Linked DNA regions of Mus musculus: region 1 is linked to region 2. The links are chromatin loops, found by intact Hi-C in ENCODE. Cell type or tissue: gastrocnemius. All regions are shown on one strand. Links, peaks and the distances in the headings refer to the core of each region. The heading gives the core; the rest is flanking DNA.

Region 1 (8,340 bases), core at 225-8,224, 340 kb before region 2:
CAATTCCTGAAGAAGCTGGTGGTAATCTGTTGATGGCATTAAATGTCATGGCACTACCATTCCAAGACTGTAGTGTTGATGAGCCTTCATTGGCCATATGTAACATTTCTTAATCAAAGATATGTCCTTCAGAGCATCAAGAAGAATATAGTTATGGATGATTGCATGTCTACTTCCCAAATTTCCAGTATTTTTAGTCTAGTAATGTCTAACAGATGGAATAATGAGTATATAGTGTCCCAAATCCTTTACCCAGTTAATGTTTGTGGACTGTGATCCTGCCCAGGACATCTATAGTGCATCCTTGAAGCTGCTATATTCTTTTGTTCCTAAGACACTGTTTCTCACTGGAGTCTCTGTAGAGCCTAGTGTTCTTCTATTGCTCCGTGTTATATCATTTTGTCTTTGAAGATAGAATTCCAGGACTGGACAACTACAAGGAACCAGAGATGGTAGCATGTACCCCATGTCTTTATAGGTCTTCAATACCAGGAATGCAAATGCATTTAGTGTGGGCTTCCACAGCTTTTTGAGCACCCAAGTTCAGGTTTTAGCACTTCACATTCCCGTGAGGTCTTATTACCCTGGAATGCTTTCTCATGGGGAATAGGTTGGCTCTTCTATGACGTTTCTTGGAATTATATCCCTTCTGTTCCTTCAATTGTGTCAGATCTCTGTACATTTCCATTGTAGGAATTAATAAGTGAGAAGAATGGGCTTTTCCTGTTGAAGAATGAAGAGGCATCTGATAAATACTGCCAGGAAGAACTGGATCGACTTTCAAAGGATTTGATGGACAATATCTCAACATTTTCTGTTCCTGGGGGACACAGGCTCTACATGGACATGAGGGAGAAGATTGAACATGACTACTAGCAGGTTCCCAGGAAAGGGGTGAAGGTGAGGAGCAGGGAGCATGGGAATTTGGTGAAAGTGAAGTGCAGGTAGCACATCAATGGGATAAAGATTAAAAGCAGGGAGCCCAGGAATGGGGTCAAGGTAAGGAACAGGGAACATTCTGAGGCTGTGAATGGGGTGAAGATGAGCGCGGAACATGGGAACATGGTGAAGATGAGGAGCAGGTAGCACGGGAACTCCCTGCTTAGAGGAATGAGAAAACATGAAGATAGCCTGATACCTTAGCTTTATGTTGGTGTTGGTGACCAAAGCCAGGGCTTTGCTTTGCAAGGCAAGTGCTTTACCTTGACCATGGTAGGTGCAAAATGACTCCTTTTTAGTATGAATTGTTAGAAATATTCTCACAAAGCATTCTGAGTGATAACTCTATATTTCTGTCAGGATGGTCTACCTGTGGAGTAGTGAGTGTAATAATATAGCTAAAATATTACTGTTATTGCCAGTGATACCATTTTAAGTACTTCTTTTAGACCTTTCTTTAGTTTTTTAAATGCACTGAGCAATGCCCCCACTACTGTGCACATTCACACATCTCTACTACAAGGCTTGGGAAGGTAAAGTGATTTGCTTATGAATACACCCAGCAAGAGAGAAGGACTTGGCTTATACGCAATCATGCAGTATTTTACAGCAGAATACAATATCTAAAGGCATCATAGGTTGAAGCATTCACAACTGCACATGACATGGATATGCTACATCTGAGAGGATGCAGGCATCTCTAGTTGAGGTTACTGGAGGGAGCCACAGGTCAGGAAGTATCCAGGGCCACTGAAGAGCTTGGGCCATCTGCTTGCTTCCCTGTGGTATTTGACAATGAGGCACAGTGAGGACTCTGTTGAGTCTCATGGGTCCTCACTCTCTCAGGATTTATCAGGGTTCTTTGCACCCTCTTGGTCCTACAGGCAATTGAAGTCTTCCAGAGCTTTCTTCAGTCACAGGCCATCATTGAGAGTTCCATCCTGCAGGCAGACACAGCCCTCATTGCTGGGCAGAAGGCCATTGCAGGTACAGGAACATGTCTCTTGGCTCTCAGCAGAGGTCAGATTCCTACCATGGCTTTCTGATAGAAGCCATATTAAACCCATGCCAAGAGCATTAGCTTTCTATCTTTCTGTGGATGCCCACCCTGGAAGCCACAGGCAGTCCTGACTGTGTGTCAGTCACATGGGCATGGTCTTCTCCATTATCTTCAGAAACATGCTCCCCAAGTGTGGACCAGAGTTGAGTCTGGTTTCCTATGTTCTTTTTCATATTTGAATTGCTCTTTGGGTTGTGGAATGTTAACATTTTACTTGAACCATCACTTTCATCTCTCCTGAATCTTCTTGGGGCAGAGAAGTGCACCAACAAGGAGGCAGCTGAGAAGGAGCAGGATCTGCTAAGACAGAAGCAGAAGGAGCAGCAGAAGTATATGGAGGCTCAAGAGAAAAGGAACAAGGAAAACCTAGAGCAACTGAGAAGGAAGCTGATGCAGGAGAGAGAGCAGCTCATCAAAGACCATAACATGATGCTGGAGAAGCTAATGAAGGTGGGGCTCCTGATCCTCCTGGTGGTTCTAGTACCCCAGGCTGTAGGAGAAAGTTGTCAGCCAGGTCATGGGAAGAACACAGTCATAATATATTATTGCTAATAGTCTCTCCACATCATGTGTTATGTTTCATGTACACTTTGAATTTTGCTCTTAATGTAGACTCTGGGGACATCAGGTTTTCTGTTGCTCTTTCAGGGTTTTAATGACTACAATGGTTTGGCTTACAGACTTGGGATATTTAAAAATGACCTTATGAGGTTTCACTAAACAAACTTCCCAACCAAGCAATATAATAATGCCAGAAACTGGTCTGTCTTGGTTGTCCAGATCATCAGGCACCTGACTGCACCCCACAACCCCTACCACCCCACTCCAATCTCCCCAGGATGATCTATGCTGCATAAAACTGAAGGAAATGTCCAGTTTAAAGGCACAGTGACCCGATAGTTTCTGCGGGTTCTGAAGTTGTGCCCAGGAAAGACAGCCTCCTTGAAGAAGCACAGGACATTGGAGCAATGCCCATTGTCCAGCTGCAAGTGAAATGGTAATTAGCTTCTTTATCATCCAATGAGTTGCCTTTGTCTGCATGATAAATTTGCCATATACTCTCCATGGGTTGAGCTCTCCTCAGTCAGCCCAGTGGCATTTTTGTGGACATGAGCCTAAGCACATTTGCACAACTTTACTACCATCACAGCTGAAACAAACATGGTAGATGAAAATTAGTCAAGTTTCAACTCTGCTTCCTCACAATGTGTAGGTCTCACTTTGGTGTATCTTCTTCATGGTAAGGGAAAGTTTTTAGAAATGCACTAAGGATCGCTTGCTAAGGTTTTCAAATTGTAAGCCATACAATGTTTGAACTTGACAATAGTTATTTTTCTGTCATGTTCACTGTTTTAGGAACAAAAGGCTCTCCTTGAGGAAGGCTATAAGAAGAAAGCTGAGGAAATGAGAAGAGAGATCTATCGACTGAGACATAACATCAAGGATATGAAACAAAACAGTGATTTCTTTGTGGACAGTGCTGTAAGAGACCTTGCTTTATTTCTTTCCTCTTTACTGATTGAAAAGGCTATAAAAGGCCTTATTTCATTCTTTAGGAGCAAATGAGAGACTGTGATATAGTTTGTGTTATTTGAAGCTGCCTGTTTTCCATTTTCATTCTGCAGAGAAGATTAAACATAAAAAGTGCTGATTAGAGGGCATCTGTGCCCCACACAGAAGACATAGAACAGCTCCTACGTGTCTGCACAGACAATGCTTGCCTTTAGAGAACACATTTTGAAAACATTCCTATGGAAGCTATGCATTTAGTCATTACATGCGATCACTGCTGGCCAATTTAACTGAAAATCGAATAAGCTAGGAGACAAGGTTTTCTGTATTCTTGTGAGGATCATTCAGCCCAGGATAGGTTGTGCAGGATTGTCTCAGGTTAATATGGTAGGGAACCCATTCTGTGGGTGGGCAGCACTGTTCTTGTGGACTGAAGACACAGAGAATGTTGAAAACAAATCGCCCTACCACTTGTAGCTTCCTGACTATGGATGCCATACAACAAGCCAGCCTCGACTTCTCTCAGAATGCATTCTCCAACCTTGACAGAATGTATCATCATGATTCATGGACCACAACAAACCCTTTCTTAAGTTGGTTTTGTGAGGGTATTTCATCATAACAATAGGAAAAGTCATTGATATTATAACTGTGATAACCTGGAAACTACTTAAACATCCCTGAGTTAGATTGGCAACAAATTTTTATATGGCTTGATCTTGTAGTACTATATAGTGAAGAAACAAATATCAGTCAACCTATCTGTATAATGATCTAAATTGAGCTAAAATATATCTTAAAAATAAAGTGAAAACACCATACAACTGTGCAATCATTATTAGAAATGCTACTATCATGCCAACATGCAAGAACACAAGTAAAATGCCCTCTGGAAGATTAATAAAAAGCCTAATCTACTGGCTTCATCTTGGGAAAATAAGTTGGAGTCAAATGTTGAACGGATATATGCATTCCATGACATTCTCAGTCTTATACATTTCATGAAGAGTGCTGGGAAAGCAAATTCACAATTTAGGATAGTGACAATAAGTTAAAACCCACCAGTGCAGGATGAAATCTCTGCTTCTAGAAATGGCATAAGCCACTAGAGGGAACCCAAGACCAAGACTTGAGTACCAGGAAACAACATTTATAGATTAATGATGTTTTCTTTGAGGCTTTGCTTTTTTAAAAATAATTTAAATAATGCATTTTATGTAAACCAATATATCAAAATATTATTTCCACAGGCGGTCAATACAATTTATGCATGCTGTTTTTATATCATATTTATTTATTTGTAAAGTAGCAGGGAAACTGTATTAAAAGAGAAATGATTGTATAGAGTATAAGAGAGTCCATGGGGCACATGGGAGGTGGACAGCTCAGAGATGGCTCAGTGGTCAAGAATGCACAATGCTCATCCAGGGTAGCTCGGTTCCTGGGGCAGGTAACAACTACCTGTGAATGCAACTCCAAGGGATCTGACTTCCTTTTCTCAAACCCAAGGACCCCTGGTGCTTCCATCACATATCCCAAGGTTATATGTATACATACTTATAAAGAAGATTAAAAGGAATACACTGTTAACATTGATAATGGGCCGTATGAATAAAGAGACCCAAGAACCCCTATTAGTGCATTAATGAATATAATATATTTAGAGTATACCCACCCCCAGCTCCTCTAAGTCACCCTCAAATTCCCCTCCCATCTGCATGTCTCCCCCTCCCCTACCTCTTCCTCTTTCTTCTTACTGTGACTAAATTAATCCTGGCCTCATGTCCCTGGGCATTAGACACCATCTACCAGACCATGGACAATTGATCATGACCAATACCCCCATAGAAAACACACTCTCCCTCTCCTAGTGACCAGATATCAACTGCTAGTAGTTCCTCAGCTAGGGGTAGGGTCTCATGAGCTCACTGCCTCTCCACAGTGGATGTTGACTGGCTTGATCGTGTGTAAATTGTGCCAACAACCATAGCTACTGTCATAGCCCCGTCATATCCAGAAAATATTGTTTTAGAACAATATGATCTGTTTTTAAAAGTACTTACATTTATTATTTCAAAATTAAAGTATAGACATTCCTATGATTTCTAGAATCTTGGAGAAGCTTACTTTCTCTCTCTTCATGTCTTATAAGATGTCATGTTCAAAAAAATGAACTGTGTAAAGGAGACATCTTGGTGCTGTTTTATTGGGAGCCATTTTGTTTGCTTCAGTAAAAGCCTGCCTGCCAGGCACAGTCAAGGCAGGTCAGGGTCTACTGGCAGATTTCTTGGCTTGCTGACTCATGGAACAATAAGAGGAAATACACATGGGGTTAAAGGCAAGGGGATGAACATTCTATGAATCTTGGAGTAAGGAACAGGAAAGCCTCTGGATGGGAAGAGATATCCTGTTTGTACATCACCCATTGTTTCTGCTACCTTGCGACTTTGTTTCCCACAGCACTGAGAGATATAAGAAGGCTAATAAAATAAAGTCGAGGCTGATGTGGTATTCACCTTCAGGCTTCCCAATTCTAATTCTTGTCTCTGAGTCTTCTTTCTGACTTTCCTATAATCATCCTCACTCCCCATTCAGAGGCTGCTTGACTTTGGGTTGAGGGGACAGGCACAGCCATTAATTTTGGTAGTGACTTTGTCGAGGTGGCCAGAAACATGTCCTGTCAAAAGTAGATCTGTGATGGGGAAGGAGAGTTGCAGACACAGGAACATTCAGGAAAAGAAAAAATAAAACTTCAAAAAAACATTGACCAAGTATAATGTCAGATGTGGTCCTCACTAACACAAAATTAAACATCAGGCCTTGTTAATATTTTAGATTTTAGTCTGGTGCCTCAAAATGGTTTTGAAAGAGTGAAACTGCAAGAGCTGAAACAGTGTGCTAGGTTCGTCAGAAGGTATCAGCTTCTGGGACAGGCAGGAGCCACAGAGCTTCTGAGGCAGCGCCCTTTTCAGGCTCCAGACATCTGGCCACCTTCCCGGCCAGAGTATAGGTGTCCACCCAGCCCTGGAGGGCTTTGCCTCAGCATTGGCAGAAGACATCTTGGTTCCAAGACTCTGCCGAAAGTAGTCTGCACAGGTGAGAGTGTGGACTACAGAAGCTATCCGCTTCTGTGACAGGCCAAAGCAACACAGCTTCTGGGATAGGTCCTGTTTTGAGCCTTCATCTTCGGCCAGGAGGGAGGTCCGAACGCCAGATATCTGTGCACCTTCCCTGTAAGAGGAGAGCTTGCCTGCAGAGAGTGCTCTGACTACTGAAACTCAGAGGAGAGAGCTAGTCGCCCACGTCTGCTGATAGAGACTAACAGAATCAAGAGAGGAACAATCTCTAACCAGAGACAACTACAACAACTGACTCCAGAGATTACCAGATGGCAAAAGGTAAACGTAAGAATTTTATTAACGGAAACCAAGACCACTCACCATCATCAGAACCCAGCACTCCCACTTCGCCCAGTCCAGGGCACCCAACACACCCGAAAAGCTAGACCCGGATTTAAAAGCATATCTCATGATGATGGTAGAGGACATCAAGAAGTTTAATAATTCACTTAAAGAAATACAGGAGAACACTGCTAAATAGGTAGAAGACATTAAAGAGGAAGCACAAAAATCCCTTAAAGAATTGCAGGAAAACACAACCAAACAGGTGATGGAATTGAATAAAACCATCCAAGACCTAAAAAGGGAAGTAGACACAATAAAGAAAACCCAAAGTGAGGCAAAGCTGGAGATAGAAACCCTAGGAAAGAAATCTGGAACCAATAGATGTGAGCATCAGCAACAGAATACAAGAGATGGAAGAGAGAATCTCAGGTGGAGAAGATTCCATAGGGAACATCAGCACAACAATCAAAGAAAATGGAAAATGCAAAAAGATCCTAATTCAAAACATCCAGGAAATCCAGGACACAATGAGAAGACCAAACCTACAGATAATAGAAGTAGATGAGAATGAAGATTTTCAACTCAAAGGACCAGCAAACATCTTCAACAAAAGTATAGAAGAAAACTTCCCAAACCTAAAGAAAGAGATGCCCATGAACATAAAGAAGCCTACAGAACTCCAAATAGACTGGACCAGAAAAGAAATTCCTCCCAACACATAATAATCAGAATAACAAATGCACTAAATAAAGAGAGAATACTAAAAGCAGTAAGGGAAAAAGGTTAAGTAACATATAAAGGCAAGCCTATCAGAATTACACCAGATTTTTCACCAGAGACTATGAAAGCCAGAAGAGCCTGAACAGATGTTATACAGACACTAGGAGAACACAAATTTCAGCCCAGGCTACTATACCCAGCCAAAGTCTCAATTACCATAGACGGAGAAACCAAAGTATTCCACGACAAAGCCAAATTCACACATTATCTTTCCACAAATCCAGCCCTTCAAAGGATAATAACAGAAAAAAACCAATACAAGGACGGAAATCACATCCTAGAAAAAGCAAGAAGGTAATCCCTCAACAAACCTAAAAGAAGACAGCCACAAGAACAGAATGCCAACTTTAACAACAAAAATAATAGGAAGCAACAGTACTTTTCCTTAATATCTCTTAATATCTGTGGACTCAACTCCCTAATAAAAAGACATAGACTAAGAGATTGGCTATACAAACAGGACCCAACATTTTGCTCCTTACAGGAAACTCATCTCAGAGAAAAAGATAGACACTACTTCAGAATGAAAGGCTGGAAAATAATTTTCCAAGCAAATGGTATGAAGAAACAAGCTGGAGTAGCCATTCTAATATCGAATAAAATTGACTTCCAACCCAAAGTCATCAAAAAAGATAAGGAGGGGCA
Region 2 (8,340 bases), core at 169-8,168:
TATGGAATCTTCTGCACCTGAGATTCTCTCTTTCATCTTTTGTATTCTGTTGCTGATGCTCTTATCTATGGTTCCAGATTTCTTTCCTAGGGTTTCTATCTCCAGTGTTGCCTCACTTTGGGTTTTCTTTATTTTGTCTACTTCCCTTTTTAGGTCTTGGATGGTTTTATTCAATTCCATCACCTGTTTGGTTGTGTTTTCCTGCAATTCTTTAAGGGATTTTTGTGCTTCCTCTTTAAGATCTTCTACCTGTTTAGCAGTGTTCTCCTGTATTTCTTTGAGTGAGTTATTAAAGTCCTTCTTGATGTCCTCTACCATGAGATATCATGAGATATGCTTTTAGATCCAGGTCTAGCTTTTCAGGTGTGTTGGGGTGCCCTGGACTGGGCGAGGTGGGAGTGCTGGGTTCTGGTGATGGTGGTGGTCTTGGTTTCTTTAGTAAGATTCTTACATTTACCTTTCGCCATCGGGTAATCTCTGGAGTTGGTTGATTTAGTTGTCTCTGGTTAGAGTTTGTTCCTCAGGTGATTCTGTTAGCCTCTATCAGCAGACCTGGGAGACTAGATCTCTCCTCTGAGTTTCAGTGGTCAGAGCACTCTCTGCAGGCAAGCTCTCCTCTTACATGGAAGGTGCACAGATATCTGGTGTTAGGACCTCCCTCCTGGCCGAAGATGAAGGCCCAAAACAGGACCTGTCCCCGAAGCTGAGTTGCTTTGTTCTGTCCCAGAAGCTGTTAGTTTCTGTATTCCACACTCTCACCTGTGCAGAATTCTCTCGGCGGAGTCCTGGAACCAAGATATCTGCCGCCAATGCTCAGGCAAAGCACTCCTGGGCCGGGTGGACACCTATCCTCTGGCCGGGAAAGTGGCTGGATGTCTGGGGCCCGAAAAGGGGGCTAGAGCTTAGAAGCTCTGTGGCTCTCGCCTGTCCCAGAAGCTGTTAGCTTCTGTATTCCACACTCTCACCTGTGCAGAATACCCTGAGACATTTTCTTAACTGGGCTAACTGCAGTAGGAAGACCAACCCTGAATGTGGACAAGGCCGTTTCCTGGACCAGAGTCTGGCCTGAGTGAAAACCAGGGTAGGCTTGGCACACATGCATCTACTGCTGCTCTCCTCTTCAACTGCAGACATAACGGGACCAGAAATGGGCATGTGCTGTAGAGTCCCCACAATGCATTAGCTGACGTGAAATTCATTGGCATAGATTCATTTGAGGAGTGCGTCCCCTGGCTGGCCTGGAACTTGCTGTATAGTCCAGAGCTGTCCTCAGGTTCACTGCCTTCTCTGCCTCCAAAGAGCAGGTGGGATGTGATTCTAGAACTTTTAAACACATGTACCTTATGCCCCTGTTATTGACCTACAAACAGTTTTAGACATCCTGAATGTGTCTACCTTCAAGAGAAAACCAAAAAAAGTAAGAAAAAAAGAAAAGAAAAAGAGAATCTCAGGCTGGGGACATAATTCACCTAGCAGGTACAAGGTTCTACCCACCACCCATGCCACCAGAAAAGAATAAGAACAACAATGAAATAGAGATAAAGAAATAAAGACAAAATCCCAAAGAACTTTGCAGGGTTGAGCAGCAAACTAACACAGAGGACCTGACAAAGATCTGTGCCATGTTGGAAGGCAGCCAGGATTCCTTTCCACCTGGGGAGAGGATCTGTTTGCAAAACTGGATTTGAGGTTTTGTCGTCCACAATAGGGAGAACGGTACAGCAAATGAAAATCTAAGGACTAAATAAACATGGTGGGGTTGGGGCAGAGAGAGAGGGGGACATAGAGAGAGACAGAGAGAGTGAGAGAGAGAGAGAGAGAGAGAGAGAGAGAGAGAGAGAGAGAGAATAAGGTAGCTGAACAAAGAGCAAGAACGGGAAAGCTTCCCGACTACCCTCTTCCTGCCTCCTGTGCCCACCGTTCTTAGGCATCAGCATGCCGGGTCCAAAGCCCAGTGGCACCAACGTGGGTTCCTCTGGCCACTCTCCCAGCAAAGCGGTGGCCACAAGGGCTGCAGGATCCACTGTCTGGCAGAGAAAAAATGCCAGCTGTGGGACCCGGAGCGCAGGCCGCACCACCTCTGCAGGGACTGGGGGGATGTGGCGATTCTACACGGAAGATTCCTCAGGGCTCAAAGTGGGCCTTGTCCCAGTGCTGGTGATGAGTCTTCTGTTCATCGCTTCTGTATTTATGCTGAACATTTGGGGCAAGTACACGTGATCTTAGATTGGGCTACATCCATCTGTCATCTGAAGAAGAAGAAGGAAAAAACCCAACATATCTTGGACCAAAAGTGTAGTGATTTTCTGTTCACGTATATTATTCTACAGAGAATAAGAATTGACTTTGAGAAATCAGTTTTTTCTATGGCTAATAAACTTTGGAATTGCTTTAAAAAATAAAAAAAATTAAAAATGGGAAAGCTTGAGAGGGTTCTAGAATGAAAGAGGGGAAGGGGAGGGGAAGAGAGAGAGCACAAGAGCTTGAAAGAGAGAGCCAGAGAACAAGCAAGAGTCAGAGGGCAAGAGAGCATACCAAACTGAGAGCACAGGAGTGAGAAAATGAGAGAGAGTGAGAGAGGAGAGAGCTAGAGAGAGTTTAGGTGCAGAGAGCATTGTCCATGGGCTGTAAAATGCCAGGCAATTAAGAGGACCACACAAGATTTGTCTTTTAAATGTGCTTGCTTTATCCACACAAACACTCCACATTCTATCCTGCTGTTTGGGTAGAAATGCTGCTGCAGTTTCAGTCTTTCCTGGTGAGCAGAAGCTTGAAGGAGGATGGCCCTGAGGTCCTTTGTAAAAGTAGCTTTTATTCTGCTGATATAGTTGTTGTCTCCAAGGCTTGCTGCCTCTGCCTGCTAACCTCGGCCTACTCCTGGAACTTCTGGACTTGGTACATTCTAATCCAGGCCTAGAGTGTTTTCAGCCTCTAAGACTTACTGCTGAATAAGCTCACCCTTTCCTGTTCTTTCTGAGCTCTGACTGGCTGCTCAACTCAGCTGTTCTGGCTCAAACTCCTCTCCAAGCTGAGTGATTCAATCTGGCTTCTCTCTCAGCCTCTGACTTTTTGCTCTTCTTGGCCTCAAACTAAAGGTTGAAACACAAAGCAGGGCGGGGGGAGCTGCAGAGTGAACCATTGTGTTTTCACAGGAAGGATTAAACAAGGGAGTGCCCCTTGGAGACTGGGCCATGTCCAGGCACCTAGCTTCAGGGTCCTTAATTTATTCTCCTAGACATTTGGTGCAGAACTCAGAGTGATAAAGGGACAAAGGAGCAGGTCAGCAGCATGGAGGTAAACTGGTACCTTAATTCTACTTCAGTGAACTCTCCCCCTATTCATCTGTTGGGTCAGCACGGCCACCCATTTGCAGGCTCAGGTAGAATGCACACAGAGTCCACACCAGGACTGGGAAGAAGTTCATGTCAGCAGGTTCTTGGATTCCACTAAGGTTAGGGGAGTCTCTGGTCTGGAGCAAAGCAGGGATGTGTCCAGTTCTTGTCAGTTGAGTGGCACTGCTGAGACAGGATTGAGGGGAACTGCAGGAGCAAGGCTGCCTCTAACAATTGGTATCTCCAACTTCAACCCTCTTCAGATTGAGAGGATCTTGAACAAACCTGGCTTAAAATATAAGCCTGCAGTTAACCAGATCAAGTGCCACTCATACCTAACTCAGGAGAAGTCGATTGAGTACGGCCATTGCAAAGGCATCATGGTGACTACATACAGTCCCCCTTGGTTCTCCTGATAGGCCCTGGGCCAAGCCTGAAGACCCTTCTCTCCTGGAGGATCCAGGATCAAGGCAATTGCAGCCAAGTGCAATAAAACTGCAGCCCAGATAGTGATCCTGTTCCCCATTCAGAAGAACTTGGTAGTGATCCCCAATTCTGTGACTCCAGAGCATATTGCTGAGAACTTTAAGGTCTTTGGCATTGAGCTGAGCAGCAAGGATATGACCACTCTACTCAGCTACAACAGGAACTGGAGGATGTGTGCCTTGATGAGCTGTGCAAAACCCAAGGATTACCCCTCCATGCAGAAGTCTAAAGCTGCGGCAGACAGATCCCTGCTCCTCCCCAAGTGACAATAATTCCTCTTACAAATCTCAGGTGTCATCTTTCTCTAATTATTTGACAACTAATAAAAACATAATTAATTCTAAATGTTCAATCAAGATCACTTGGGAGCTACACCTCTAGATTACTAGGTTTCCAACGGTAAAGAAAAAAACACAACAGATATTTTCTGTTTGAGAAGTTATTCCTGGGGAGAAATATTTTAAAAACTGTAATTCTGGGAAATTGGGCAGAAGTGAAAGTAGTTACTGTAAGTGAGGAGCATACTGCCTCCTAGTGGTGACTTCTCCTGCTCTGCTTTAGTCATTTCTCTGAGAAGGTTCCTCCTTTAAACAAGCTTGCCAGCTATTTGAGACTGTCTTGGGAAGTATGGCACAGTTTCCCTGATTTCTTTCCCAGATCATTTGCCATTGTGTATGGGAAGGCTACTAATCTTTGTGAATTAATGTTGAGTCCTGTCACTTTGTTGAAGTTGCCAGTCCTGTCTTCACATCATGCACTTCTATCCCCTGTATGTATTATTATTTTTTTTTATACAGGTCTACCTATAAGGATATTACACCGACCCTTATAAATCCGCTGTAAGTTGAAAGTATTGACAGTTTACAAATGCATTTAACATACCTAAGCACTAGACAACTGAAGGCAATAACTTGCAGCACAATGAAATGTGTCACTCAATTGTCTTTCTGATCACGTGACTGACTGGGAGCCACAACTTATTGCAGCCGCTCAACACAGCAAATATCAAAATTCACAGTTCAGAGTGCAGCCTGGTGTGGTGGTACAAGCTTGTAGGAGCTACAGAGTAAGGATTAAGGCGTAAGGACCATGAGTTTGAGAACAACCTGGACTACAGAGCAACTCACTGGTTTTAGTCCATGAAGATCCTGCTCAAACATACAAACAAGCAAGCAAGCAACAACAACAACAAAAACACACTTTTAAAAAGTGAAAGTACAGTTTCTAAAAAGTATACATGGCCATAACATCATCTTGAAATTGAGAAATGGCTGAGTCAACCATCACAAGCCAGGGACTCTCTGTGTGATGGGTTTGCTTCTGTCCTAAGGACACATTTTTCACCAAGTATGAAAGCCAGTAAAATGGTTCTTATTCCTAAAAATTTTTACCGTGGGAGATGGTATATACAATCATGAAATTTATAGAAAATCACTTACCTTTAAGGCCATAAAGAAAGAATCTGCCTCTATACTGCTGGGGTTCAAGGTGTGTACAACCCTTCCCCGCATATGAGAATATTTAATAATAATTTAATAATAAATATTTAATAGTATATTAAATAGAGTATTTAATAGTAATTTAATAAAAAAGGGGAAAAATGAGGAAGATGTACCATAGGTCAGGTATGTTTCTGACATCCATCTATTTCAGCTTACTGTGAGTTAATAAGAATTATAGTTTGACAAATGTTTGTATATAAACATACCTGGATTGGTCTGGAAGATGGATCAGTGATTAAGACCACTGGCTGCTCTTCCTGAGGACCTGGATTTAATTCCCAGTACCAATATGGTGGCTCACAGCTTTCTCTAACTTAAGTTCTAGGGGATTTGACACCTTCTTCTGGGTTCAGTGGGTGCGCGCGCACACACACAGTGTGCACTTACATTCCTGTGGACAAACATCCAAATACATAAAAATAAAAAGAGAGAATGAACCTTTAAACAAAGGGAATGAGGATATGCTGTAAAGACAGGGCTGTCAAGAGGTGGCAAACAATTTTCAGAGCAGTTCACTGAGGGAGGAAGCTTTCCTGAGAGAGATGTGAAGAAAGTGCTGCTTGGGATAAAGGTTTCTTCAGGAAGACGCTAGTGAAAGCTGTAACAGAAAGGATATCTTCTATTACGAGCTAAATCAGTTCTAAGGACTCAAGATTTCCAAATTGGTCCTAAAAACATGGCAGCCCAACCTCTGATCTCTGGCCCACTGTAGTAGGATGTCTCGCTGTGGGGAGAGCTGTTTGTTTTACAATTAGTGACAGGAGATAAGAGAGATGGGGGCTGTGGTTTTATTCCCAGGGTTCAAACTTAAACCATCAAATGACCTCATAAAGATTCACCTCAGAGATCATATGCCTGCAGTGAGAGCTTTGGAAACTTCAGGAATTTAGCATAGAGACTCTGGTTAAACTCTTTCTGATATCCCCTAACTTTGTAAATATTGTTAAAGGAAAATCCACAGACTATAACACACTCATTAGAGATAGTTACTACTTCAGGGAAATATTTTTTATAGGACTTCTTTAAAATTTTTATTTAAGAAGGATTTATTTATGTATTTTATAAATGTGAGTGCCCTGTCAGCATGTACACCTGCAGGCCAGAAGAAGGAATCAGATCTCATTATAGATGGTGTGAGCCATCACGTGGTTGCTGGGACTTGAACTCAGGGGCATCTGGAAGAACAGCCAGTGTTCTTAACCTCTGAGGCATCTCTCCAGCCCCACAAGAACTTCTTTAATTATATCAGAGTTCAAGGGGTTTAAAGAGGATGCAAAGAAACAGCTCAGTGAATCAAGGAGAAAGAGTCTATGTGCCCGAGTGATGCCTGAGAGAACACACACCAGGCTGAAGGAAATGATGAAGACAGGCCCGGTCTTGAGGATGGAACTCCATGAGGAGACAGAAACACTGAGGAGGACTCAAGCTGAGATGGAGAGGGAGAGTCCAGTAACTCAGCTAGAACCCACAGGAAACCTTGACGCATGGAAAATCTCGACTCAGCTGGGCATGGTGGCACAGGCCTTTAATCCCAGCACTCAGGATGCAGAGGCAGGCGGATTTCTGAGTTCGAGGCCAGTCTGGTCTACAAAGTGAGTTCCAGGACAGCCAGGGCTATACAGAGAAACCCTGTCTCGAAAAGCAAAAACAAAAACAAAAAGGAAAGAAAAAAGAAAATCAGAACTCAAAGTTAAAGCAGAGATCTAGAGCAAATAATCAAGGAATATGGAGAAGAAAATAACACGGGAAAGGAACACCCAGGAAATGTGGGACAACATAGACAAAATGAGCCTTTCGATTACAGGCCCAGGTAAGGGAGAAGAAGCCCAAGTCAGAGGAATAGAACAGACTAACAGGATCATAGGCAAAAGCTTCCCTAAGACTAAGAGAAGGCACAAGAAGCACACAGAACACCAAATAGACAAGACCAGAAAAGACATGTTCCAGCATGTGTACACACCTACATCACACACGTACACCACACAGATCCTTAGTACCTCACCGTCACAACCGGCAAACTTCCATTTAGTAGTTATTCCCAGAAAGCGAGAGGATTCACTTAATGATACTGTCTTCCTACCAAACCAGAAAATGTAGGCTTGTAATTGAGTCTCAAAGCTCTCAGCCATGGCTGGAGAGATGGCTCCATGGTATAGAGCACTTGCTGTTCTTTCCTGAGGATCTGGGACATGGGCGGTCACAGCCATTCGTAACTCTAGTTCCCGGGGATCTAGAGATCTCTCTGGCCTCCGCAGGCACCGGGTGTGGAAGTCATACACAGACTTACAAGAGAGATTTTAGTCAGGTTTGAGGTACAACCATCTCCTTCATTTCAGGACAGGTGGCCACATCTAGAAGCTAAAACTGTAGAACCGGGCGGGGTAGGGTGGGGCTGGGAGTCGGGCGCCGACTTAATGTCCCTTCTTAATCCATGCTTGAATGTTAAAAACGTCTTGAGTACTGAAATTTTACTTGGATGACTTCAACATTGGCTTAAGGTTCGTCCAATGCTATACACGCACACGCACACGCACACACACACACAGAGCAGTCTGACCCAAGTAAACAGTCCATACTTAATCACTGTGCCCTCTTCTTGCTCTTTTTCAGATAGAGTTCGATGTTTAGGCCTGGCACACAAACTCCCAACCTCCTGTCCCAGCCTCTCGATTATAGGGATTACAATCGTAAACACTGAATTATTTCTTAATTGGTCTCTTCAGTTATAAAAAGAAGCTATAAATCAAATTATATTAAAAGCATGGGCACTTAACAAAACATATCCTTTGTCGTCCTGACCCATTGTTTGTCCTGTTCTGTGATAAGCATATATTCATCTCCTGTTTATTTTATCCCATTTGTTAAACAAAACAAAACAAAATTCAAAAACAAAAAACAAAAAAAATTCAAAACACACCACAGAAACTGTTACTTTCGCTTTGTCTTTTCCTGGATGCTGGCTTCTCAGAGTCCAATGTGAGCCTGAATTAGGGCAAAAAGTTTGCCCAGGTTTCCGGATC

Evidence for each region. Peaks named below come from ENCODE experiments on the same cell type or tissue, not always from the same donor. Only the 100,000 strongest peaks of a DNase experiment are listed, where the experiment ranks them.
Region 1: a loop joins it to region 2, with 9 times the contacts of the local background. A loop is called at or near these places in 22 of 42 quality-filtered maps.

The regions. Positions count from the first base shown.
Region 1 is chr5:105,319,016-105,327,355 of GRCm38, reverse strand. It overlaps the pseudogene Gbp11. Among named protein-coding and RNA genes, the nearest start is that of Gbp6, 29 kb to the right of the region's middle. In gastrocnemius, for the core only: a CTCF peak has its summit at 4,622 (motif pointing right); no DNase peak of the experiment used is centred there.
Region 2 is chr5:104,982,927-104,991,266 of GRCm38, reverse strand. It overlaps the pseudogene Gm5870. Among named protein-coding and RNA genes, the nearest start is that of Abcg3, 4.4 kb to the right of the region's middle. In gastrocnemius, for the core only: a CTCF peak has its summit at 4,349 (motif pointing left); DNase peaks (open chromatin) are centred at 1,641, 1,959 and 4,359; H3K27ac peaks cover 1,630 bases.